2 separate regions of the Homo sapiens genome follow, and region 2 is linked to region 1. A link is a loop called in an ENCODE intact Hi-C map of the cell type or tissue named here. Cell type or tissue: endothelial cell of umbilical vein. All regions are shown on one strand. Links, peaks and the distances in the headings refer to the core of each region. The heading gives the core; the rest is flanking DNA.

The links. Hi-C counts contacts between places; a loop is a spot of excess contacts. Peaks named below come from ENCODE experiments on the same cell type or tissue, not always from the same donor. Only the 100,000 strongest peaks of a DNase experiment are listed, where the experiment ranks them.
Region 2: a loop joins it to region 1, with 2.9 times the contacts of the local background. A loop is called at or near these places in 3 of 110 quality-filtered maps.

Annotation. Positions count from the first base shown.
Region 1 is chr2:212,164,648-212,170,043 of GRCh38, forward strand. The region is part of intron 1 of ERBB4 (erb-b2 receptor tyrosine kinase 4); the gene reads right to left. Among named protein-coding and RNA genes, the nearest start is that of MIR548F2, 260 kb to the right of the region's middle. In endothelial cell of umbilical vein, for the core only: no CTCF peak of the experiment used is centred there; no DNase peak of the experiment used is centred there.
Region 2 is chr2:211,742,432-211,747,827 of GRCh38, forward strand. All of the region lies in intron 5 of ERBB4 (erb-b2 receptor tyrosine kinase 4), which reads right to left. Among named protein-coding and RNA genes, the nearest start is that of MIR548F2, 680 kb to the right of the region's middle. In endothelial cell of umbilical vein, for the core only: a CTCF peak has its summit at 3,074 (motif pointing right); a DNase peak (open chromatin) is centred at 3,050.

The DNA.
Region 1 (5,396 bases), core at 239-5,238:
AGATAGGTCTGATGCAATTCCTCATTTTGATTTTTAGGTAAATAATCCCTTTTTTCTTTCATCTCAGACAATTTGAAAAATATTGAAAAATGGTTTTCTGCCTATTTTCAACCTCTTGTCATTTCTTTAAAGAAGAATTAAACTTGATGAAGTTCTAATTTTTGATAAAATTTAATTTTGCCTTGATCATTTTGAATAAAGAACCTGCATCCATTTTGCTTGTGCTTGAGTGTGTATACTATTATTTAAGTGATGTAATCTACTATTAAGAACTACTTGCCCTTATGGACAAACTTGACTTTGAAGAAATTTTTCTTTTTCGCATTTTTAATTGTCAAGTAACTTCAAAGAAAACATGAAGAAAATAAAAGACCATTTTTTTAATTAACTGTGGTTAGTCAAACATGCTGCGGTCGACTTTGTCCATCCCCTCACTAACATCCGTCCCTCCTGTCTTGTTCCTTCATCACCCACCTGAATTTTCCTATTTCATTCCTAATAAAAGAACCTTTATTTGGTCAGGTAATCAGCTAGGATTAAGATGAAACTGGTTCAATGAGTCATGCAAGTTGCGAGTGGGATTCTTTCTTTACTTAGAGTTTTTGGTATCTTATTCATCATGAATTTTTTAATATCAATGTCATTTTTTAAATTTTTTGCATTAATATATATATATATTTACTGAGATTTTTGGCACCCCCGTAAATTCTACATCAGAGGCAAATGTCTCACTCACTTCACCATAATCCCAGCCCTGAGGGTAATGAAAAAATCTCTGATTTGCAGAGAGGGTAAATCCTTTCATATACCCCAAAGGATAAATAGTGACTGATCTCAACAAATCAGGGAGATGTCATTCCTCTGGCCAGTGAGATAGAAGAAGTGGGCTGTTCATAATAGCTTCTAAGAAAGCTTTTTTCTTTTCTTTTCCTTTTTCCTGATAAAATACCACAGAATTGGCTGACACATCCTTAAAATTTATTTCATCCTTCCCGCATCTTTATACCATCAATGTGGACATCACATTGAATGTGCAGCAACCATAGAAATATTAAAAGGAAATTTTCTAAAGTCATCCATGAGCAACTGCACCAGCCCTGGACTGCACACCTTTTAACTGCTTGTTAGTGGAAAACATAAACAATTTTTGGGTTAAACTTCTGTAGTTGGATTCTCTGTTACATAAAACAGAACACAATGCCAACTGTCACATATGAACAAACTAAATTCTTCTATTATTTTAAACTAATTTTTTTTCATAACACTTTAATTTTTGCTTTAATCAAAAACTGTATTTGCAAAATAGTAACTATGTTACAACAATATGTACTGATAACATAGATCTATTGTTTTGGTGACATAATTCTTATTTACATTTTAGAAAGTTGTGCTCTGATAACATCACAATCATTTTTTTTTCAAATTCTATTTAGTCCTGCCCCAAATTTAGTTTGGTTCAACAAATATTGGCTAAGCAGCTACTCTCCTTTAGACACTAAATAAACTATTTTAAAGAAAATAGACACAGTCCCTGACCTTTGGCATCTTACAGATCAGTTCTGATCCATCTTTGATATTACACTCAGCTTTATTATTAGGGATCTTATTTTACCAGTCTGGAAATCACTGAGGATATGCTTCTTCTCACTACAGATTTAGATGAGAATATTTCAAACTAATATGGTTGGAAATTCATTTGGTTGACTGTGCTGCTGAAATGAATACAATAACCTATTTGTTTAGTATTTTACATTAACAAAACACTTCTACAAAATTGTCTCATTTTGCAGGACACAAACAAATGGAAAAACATTCTATCCTCATGGATAGGAAGAATCGGTCTCATGAAAATGGTTATACTGCCCAAAGTAATTTTTAGATTCATTGACATTCCCATCAAACTACCATTGACATTCTTCACAGAATTAGAAAAAAAAAAAACTATTTTAAATTTCATATGGAATCAAAGAAGACCCCGTACAGCCAAGACAACCCTAAGCAAAAAGAACAAAACGGGAGGCATCACGCTACCTGACTTCAAACTATGCTACAAGGCTACAGTAACCAAAATGCATGATACTGGTACCAAAACAGACATATAGACCAATGGAGCAGAACAGAGGCCTCAGAAATAACACCACACATCTACAACCATCTGATCTTCGACAAATCTCACAAAAACAAGAAATGGGGAGATGATCTCCTATTCCATAAATGGTGCTGGGAAAACTGGCTAGCCATCTGCAGAAAACTGAAACCGGACCTCTTCCTTACACCTTATACAAAAATTAACTCAAGATGGATTGAAGACTTAAATGTAAAACCCCAAACCATAAAAACCCTAGAAGAAAACCTTGGCAATACCATTCAGGACATAGGTATGGGCAAAGACTTAATGACAAAAACACCAAAAGCAATTGAAACAGAAGCCAAAATTGACAAATGGGATCTAATTAAACTCAAGAGTTTCCGCACAGCAAAAGAAACTATCATCAGAGTGAACAGGCAACCTACAGAATGAGAGAAAATTTGTACCATCTACCCATCTGACAAAGGTCTAATATCCAGAATTTACAAGGAACTTAAACAAATTTACAAGAAAAAAACAACCCCATCAAAAAGTGGGCAAAGGATATGAACAGACACTTCTCAAAAGAAGATATTTACGTGGCCAACAAACATATGAAAAAAAGCTCAACATCACTGATCATTAGAGAAATGCAAATCAAAACCACAATGAGATAATATCCCATGCCACTCAGAATGCCAATTATTAAAAAGTCCAGAAACAATACATGATGGTGAGGTTGTGGGGAAATAGGAACACTTTTACACTGTTGATGGGAATATAAATTAATTCTAACTATTATGGAAGACAGTATGGCTATTCCTCAAGGATTTAGAACCAGAAATACCATTTGACCCAGCAATCCCATTACTGAGTATATACCCAAAGGATTATAAATCATTCTACTGTAAAGATGCATGCATGCGTATGTTTACTGCAGCATTATTTACAATAACAAAGTCATGGAACCAACACAAATGCCCATCAATGATAGACTGGATAAAGAAAATGTGGTACATATACACCATGGAATACTATGCAGCCATAAAAAAGATGAGATAATGTCCTTTGCAGGGACATGAATGAAGCTGGAAGTCATCATCCTCAGCAAACTAATACAGGAACAGAAAACCAAACACCACATGTTCTCACTCATAAGTGGGAGTTGCAAAATGAAAACACACGGACACAGGAAGGGAAACAACACACACCAGGGCCTGTTGGGGTGTGGGGAATGAGGGGAGGGAACTTAGAGGATGGGTCAATAGGTGCAGCAAACCACCATGGCACACGTATACCTATGTAACAAACTTGCACGTTCTGCATATGTATCCAGGAACTGAAATTAAAATTAAAAAAAAAAAAAAACTTGTCTCATTTCCCTTTTAAATCTCTATTGTTGGAAAAACTGGTGAAAATCAAGTCTTTAAAATTACTTCTACTTAAGCAGCAGCCACTTAAACTGTTTTCTTTTTTATAAATGAAATCTTTCCTTTTTGCATTCCTAAATTCCTGGGGGAATACACTGGAGTAATTTTAGGCTTGATTTTTTCAAGAGTAAAGGAAAAGAAATATTTCCTCTTTGCAGATTTAAATGAGTTTCGTATACAGTGTGTTCTATGAAATGAATGCCAATTTGTTTTCATTAGAATTATTCTTCTTGCATGACATCTCTTTTCTTCAATGATGCTTATTTATGTACTGGGCAGTGTTAGACATGCATGCATGCACTCTTTCTTCAAGAGACAGTTTCTAATGGAGGGCACCATGCTAAGAGCTGTGGGAGAGAAAGACATACATTTCATAATTCCAGATTCTTAAGGACCTTAAAATCCAGTAGGTAAAATTAGATATATCAGCAAATTAGGATACGAGTACCCTGTGGAGGGAAAATTAACGCAATAGATGAAGAAAAACAAAAACTAGCTTCAACAGGGCTTATCCCAGAAGGCTTCATGTAGCACATGACATTTGAACCAGGTTTGACAAATGGCTAGGATTTCAGGAAAAATAGTGAAAAATAAAGGACATTCAGGTAAGAGAAAACTGCAAAGCACAGAAATGATCAAGTGGACTTGTGCTGCTAATGAGGCCCATGCCTGAAGCACAGAATCTTTGTAAAGAATGATAGAGTTGAGGTTGGAATTACAGTAATGTAACCTAAATGTCAGACTAAAGGTTTTGTATTTTCATCAAATAGAAGTACCTAAAGATTTTAGACCTCAACTACCATCATATGTGACAAAATAAAATGAGATAAACAATTTTACCTATAAATAGATAAAGTATTTAAATTCTGATGCTATTCAGTGATGGTAAAGACGTGAGGAATAAGGTATAGTCATTTATACTTGGAGAATATGCAAATCATTGCTTTCATTTTGAAATGAAATTTATTATCTAAAAGACTTTAAGTTCACATACTGTTTGACCTAGGACTTCCAATTTTTGAAATTTATTCTATAGAAATGTTGGTATGAGTACGTAAAGAAATATGTACAAAAATATTTATTTTAATAAAGATACATTCCTCACAAAGAAGAAAAATCTTGCCTACTTATCAACAGAAAATTGAATTAGTAAAGTATAGGAAATCCATATAGTATAATAATATTCAGATTTAAAAAAATAAGTTTATACATACACTTACAACCATTTGATTTTGGACAAACCTGACAAAAACAAGCAATGGGGGAAGGATTCTCTATTTAATGAATGATGCTGGGAGAACTAGCTAGCCATATGCAGAAAATCGAAACTGGATTTCTTCCTAACACCATATACAAAAATCAACTCAAGACAGATTAAAGACTTAAATGTAAAATCTAAAACTATAAAAATTCTAGAAGGAAACTTAGGCAATACCATTCAGGACATAGATGCAGGCAAAGATTTCATGACTGAAATGGTTTGGCTCTGTGTTACCATCAAAATCTCATCTCAAATTGTAATCTCCATAATTCCCGACATCTCAAGGGAAGGACCAGGTGGGAGGTGATTGGATCATGGCGGTGATTTTCCCCATGCTGTTCTTGTCATAGTAAGTGACTTCTCATGAGATCTGATGATTTATCAAGAGTTTGATGGTTTCTCCTTCACACAGCTCTCTCTCACCTGCTGCCATGTAAGACTTGCCTCTTCTCCTTCCTCCATGATTGTAGGTTTCCTGAGGCCTCATCGGCCATGTGGAGCTGTGAGTCAATTAAACCTCTTTTCTTTATAAATTACCCAGTCTCAGGTATGTCTTTATAGCAGTGTGAAATGGACTAAAACAGTAAATTGGTACTAGGAGAGAGGTACTGCTATAAAGATACCAAAAAATGTGGAA
Region 2 (5,396 bases), core at 262-5,261, 420 kb before region 1:
TGTTGAAATTTTGAGGAACAAAAATATATAATCATTTTGTTAGATTTTATTATTCTATTTCGAAGGAGTTCCAGATATACTTTTGAATAAATAAAAGGACATGTATATATGTATGACATTTTTCTTAAGAATAAATAAAATTCATAAGCCAGGCTAAGGTTTTGTTTTTTTCCCCTTTACTATTAAACTGAAACTTTTAATATATTGCAAATGTTAAAACCAATTTTCTTCATGCCCAAGCATAATAAATTACTGAGGAAAATGCTAAATAATTTCTAAATTTTCCTAGCATATTCTATAATGTCTGTATGGAAAAAGTAAATGACATAAAATGTTGTTTGGAAAAAGGTTTTATTTTGCCAGTGTAGTACTACCCATATTAACAATTATCTACAAGAAAAAAATACAGTGCTTATCTTTATTTTACTATTATTCTATTTTTAATTAAAAAAAAAGATTTTGAGATAACCTGGCAAGTTCTATTACTTATGATAGTCTAGGAAGACTATCATAAGTAAGTAAGAAGCAAGAGGTAAATCCCATCAAAAGAACTTTTCTTTTGGTTAAAGTAATGCATTAGTCAGTTTAATGGAGACATTTAAATTAGACATTTAAATGGAGAGAAGTGTATCTGTTCACTCCAGTGGTTAAAGTATGCATTTCTTCATTAATTTTGCTGTATTTCAACTTCTACAATAAATAATGTTTTTAACCTATTGTCAAACTCACATTTTTCAATCAGCTTATCAGCAAGAAACATCACTTATAAAGCAACTTAGAAAACTAAAGAGTGTATTGAGTGGTTATCAGCCTAGAAAACTTCACAATTATGATGACTTTAATGCAAAATGTATGCAAAGTTCAGGAAAATCAAACTGTAATGTTTGGATATATGCCTTTTTCCCCCTCCTCACTCAAAATGCAGTGACTGAGATAACACCAGGTCTAGCAGGACAAAAGGAATGCGTAAAATGAAACAACCACCCTTTCTGATAATGGGAGACTGGAGAGAGCTGGCCTGATATTGTGCTTAAAGATAAAAAAGGACATGCAGTATCTACTTTAAATGAGATAAGTGTGCTTCATATATCTTGCAGGGACAGAGATAACTTTGTTTCTTTAATCATTATTATTTATTTCTTAAACCTTAGTCTCTCTCATACCTAAAACCTGTAGAGCTCATAGGTTACGACTCAGTTCTTATGAATAGAGAGAGTTGTCATTCTTACCTGTAAGCCTGCTAAATAATACTTCTATAAGCTTCAGACTTCACATAGCAGATAAGTTTGTCTCCCCTGACACGACTACATTAATCCACTAAATCAATTTACTTAAGCTGTGCTGTGGAGCAATGCAGCCACCATTTAACTGAGCTTAAAAGTACTTTCAAGTTTGAGTCACTGCTCCACATGTAACGTAGCTCTCAGTGTCCAATCATAAGTTCTATTTTGACCCTTTGCAACTCTGTGAGAAATTTTCTTGTTAGGTTTATAGGGTCATGGTGCTCTAACATCCAGAAGGATTTAAGGAGAATAAATTCATGATGTTTTAGAAAATCAGACTCATGAGTAACACAGGAAGAGGGGAACACTTGGTTAGATTTTACAAGCACAATCTACTTACATTAATATTTACAACATTCTTTAAGTTGAATGAGTTTGTTTTAAATAATTTATCTAGAAAATATTTCATATGTTAGGAAAACATTTAAAAAAAACAGCTACTAGTTTCACAGTTTATAGCCTGAACATAATTAAATGCTATGGAGGAACAATGACACAATTAAATTATTTAACGTGCAATCAAGCTAACTGTGGCACCCAAAAAAGTACACAAAATAACTTGCAAAATGTTACTAAATTTTACTGAAAATGTACTAACTTTTACTAAAAATATAAAAGATTTTACTGAAATTTCTGTCTGGTAGGTTTGCATAGCCAACTGTTGTTCGTAGTAAGTTGTCGGTTTGTTCACATTCTTCTTCCATTTAGCTAAATCTATTAAAAACAAAAACAAAAACCTTTTCTTCATTTCTTCTGTTTAAAACCTCTGGCCTCCCACAGACCTTCCCTGAAGCTCACTGTTGTTGTGACCGGCTTCTTTGTTTCTCTGTATCTCTATTCAGAGATGTTTTCAATCTGATCACCACTCTTTGCTTCATTTCACCCTAACAAGTCATTCATTTTCATGAACTTGTTCTCCCAGAGCCTGGGCCATTTGTCTTTAGCGTGGCTTCTCACCATTTAGTGACAAAGAGGATAACTCCCAGCACATTTGCTAGGAGACACCTGTGGGAAGATGTCAGCACTGATAAGGTGTAGTCTATGAAATATATGCGTCACTTCAGTTTCCTTAGCTGAGGTGTGGGGCTTTTTAATACTTTTTTCTCTTTTCCCCAATGTATGGAAAGTCTCAAAGAATAATTATCCATAAAAAATAAGGAAATATTTGGTAAATCATGAAGCTGAATACTTCCAGAAAAGCCTTCACTAAAGTGAATTTATTTTAGTCATAGGGAAATAGGTCATTTGTAAATAACATCTGATTGTATCTTTCAGACTCTAAAATGTACTTTTATATAGTCAATCCACAAAAGCAGAATATTGTCAAAAACTTACATAGCATGTTTTCTGATTTTTTAAAAGTTAAGTCAGGGTCAGATATAAGTATATCTTTAGTGGACCTAAGAGTAAATATTATGTTTTAAATAACAGAAGAGTCAGTGGAAATCTAGAGAAAGCCTAAAATAACTGACTTTAAAAAAATGAATCGTGTGTTACAACTGTATGGGGTCTCTGGAGGTCTCATATTGTTATGGAATCTCTCGTGAGAGCTAATTCTCAAAAAATACAACCTAAATTCTAAAATTGTGATCTTACAATAAGTATATTTTTGAGTAGTTCCAAAATACTTTTTGCCTCAGGATGCTGGGCTCTTTAAATATGGATAAGTAATTTCGCTTTCAAGTAGCTCAGACTAAGAGAGAGAGAGGACAGGAATGAATGTCAAGGACAGGCAGCCTCCAACCCCACTCCAGGGTTTTTGCTCTTCCATGTCCCAGCCACCAGGTGTCAGTAGACTTCACAAGGTGGAACTGGCCTACAGGAGTTTGCCTTCCACTTTCATTCATTCAGATTTAAATTGGAATAAGTTTTCTAACAGTATCCTTTCCAGTTTATTATAATATCGGCTATTATTGATTGGGTTTTGGATATATTAAAAATTATTTAAGAGCTTCAACTGCATTGTTGAATTTCATTGTGCCCCCCACCCTCCACCGCCAGAAAAAAAACAAAAACAAAACAAAAAAAACCCTTAGGTAAGTATACTTATCTCCATTTTATAGATATGGTAATGATATTCTGAAAGATGAAGTCATTTTCCCATGATAGAAACTGGAAACAACTGAGATTTGTATCTCTTGGCTAATTTCAAATCCAGCTTCCTCGACTACTAAACTGTGTTACAAAATACTGTATCCAGGAAACAGTTGTCTCTAGATTAAGAACACTTAGGTTAAAATCCAGGTATTAGCTGTGTAAATTTAGCCCTTTAATCATTTCCTCTGCTTATATTTCCTCAATTGTAAAATTGGGTTAATGTAACTGCCCTCTTTAACTCACAGGAATATTGTGAAAATGAATTTTTAAAATGGAAATATTTAATAAAGTTCTATGTTAACTTGTATACTATTCTAACATTTGGCCGGTGTGGTGGCTCACACCTGTAATCCCAGCACTTTGGAAGGCCAAGAAGACAGGATTGCTTGAAGCCAGGAGTTTGAGAACAGTCTGGGCAACAAAGAGACAACCCATCACTATCAACAGAGTGAAACACTGTCTCTAAAGCAAAATAATATAAAATAAAATAAAATTTGTACTTGCTTATTAGGTCCATGAATTTGTTGAGTTTAAATTTGGTAGGCTTTGTGGAGTAAGCACAGTGGCCGTTAAGCCAATTTTGGATTACAGTAAGGATAGCTTCTATGCTGAAAAATTAGCTGAATTAAGTAATTTCACGTCTGATGATTTGATACATGAATTATAACTTGATGATTTTCTTAGTCAAGACTTCCTCCCACCTGTGTTTGGTAGCAAGTGAGAAAACTCCATTCAGGCTGGGTGCACTGGCTCACACCTGTAATCCTAGCACTTTGGGAGGCCGAGGCGAGTGGATCACCTGAGGTCAGGAGTTCAAGACCAGCCTGACCAACATGGCGAAACCCCGTCTCTACTAAAAGTACAAAAAATTAGCCAGGCGTGGTGGCACATGACTGTAATCCCAGCTACTTGTGAGGCTGAGGCAGGAGAATTGCTTGAACCCGGGAGGCGGAGGTTGCACGGAGCCGAGATCGCACCACCGCACTCCAGCCTGGGTGACAGAGGGAGACTGTCTCAAAAAAAAAAAAAAAAAAAACCCTCCATTCAAATATACTAGAAGAACATCGTGTTTCTTATGGAACCTAAGGACAGCAGTGTAGCTGGACCTCACGGAACCCAGAGAACTAGGAGGTAAACATTGTCAAAAATTGTTATTCTTTCTTTCCTCAACTCTCTGTATGGCTGCTTTATTCTTTAGTGACTTTGGGGACTGTTTCTTTCTGCTTCTCAATAACATACGTAGTTCAAAAATGGAAACCTCAATTAGCTTTAACATCTCTTCAGGTTCAAGTTTCTAAGTTATTGTAACCAGCACTTTTGGATCCCAAATCTAAATTCTCTGGAGAGAGAATTTGACTGGCCCAGTCTAGTCAATTATCCACCCATATTACAAGATTTCTCAACCCTCAGTACTATTAACATTTTTATTTGTACTGACTAATGCTTTGTTTGGGTAGGGGTGGAAGAGGCTTTCCTGTGCATTGCAGGGCATCATCTCTGGTCTCTACTTTACCAGTGCCAGAAGATCATCCCTCCCACCCCTCCTCCATGATATGACAACCCAAATTATCAAATGTCTCCTGTGGGGCAGAAATCACTTCTGGTTGATAAACACTGCCCTGTGAAGTAAAGGGTAAAGTGTCCCATAAAACAAACATGGCTACTGGGGCTGACCATCTAGAAGGGGGTATTTTTCGGAGAAGGCCACGTGTCTGCTTGGCAATTATCCTGAAAGTGGTCTATTATAGAAATAAGAGATGTTGGTGGAAATTATAACTTTTGTGAAATTTAGCCAACAGAAGCAGATCTACTAAAATAAATTAAAAGGTTCAGAATTTTTAGCACTGTATAAATTGAAGGAAAATTTCAATCAAAGTTAGGGAAAACCCTAATAATCAATGACATACAACTTTTTTTTTTGCATTCTACCCTAATACAGTGATTGAATTTCACATTTTTTACTCATATATCTCAATCTGAGAATAAATATTCACCATCTATGTATATATAATATAT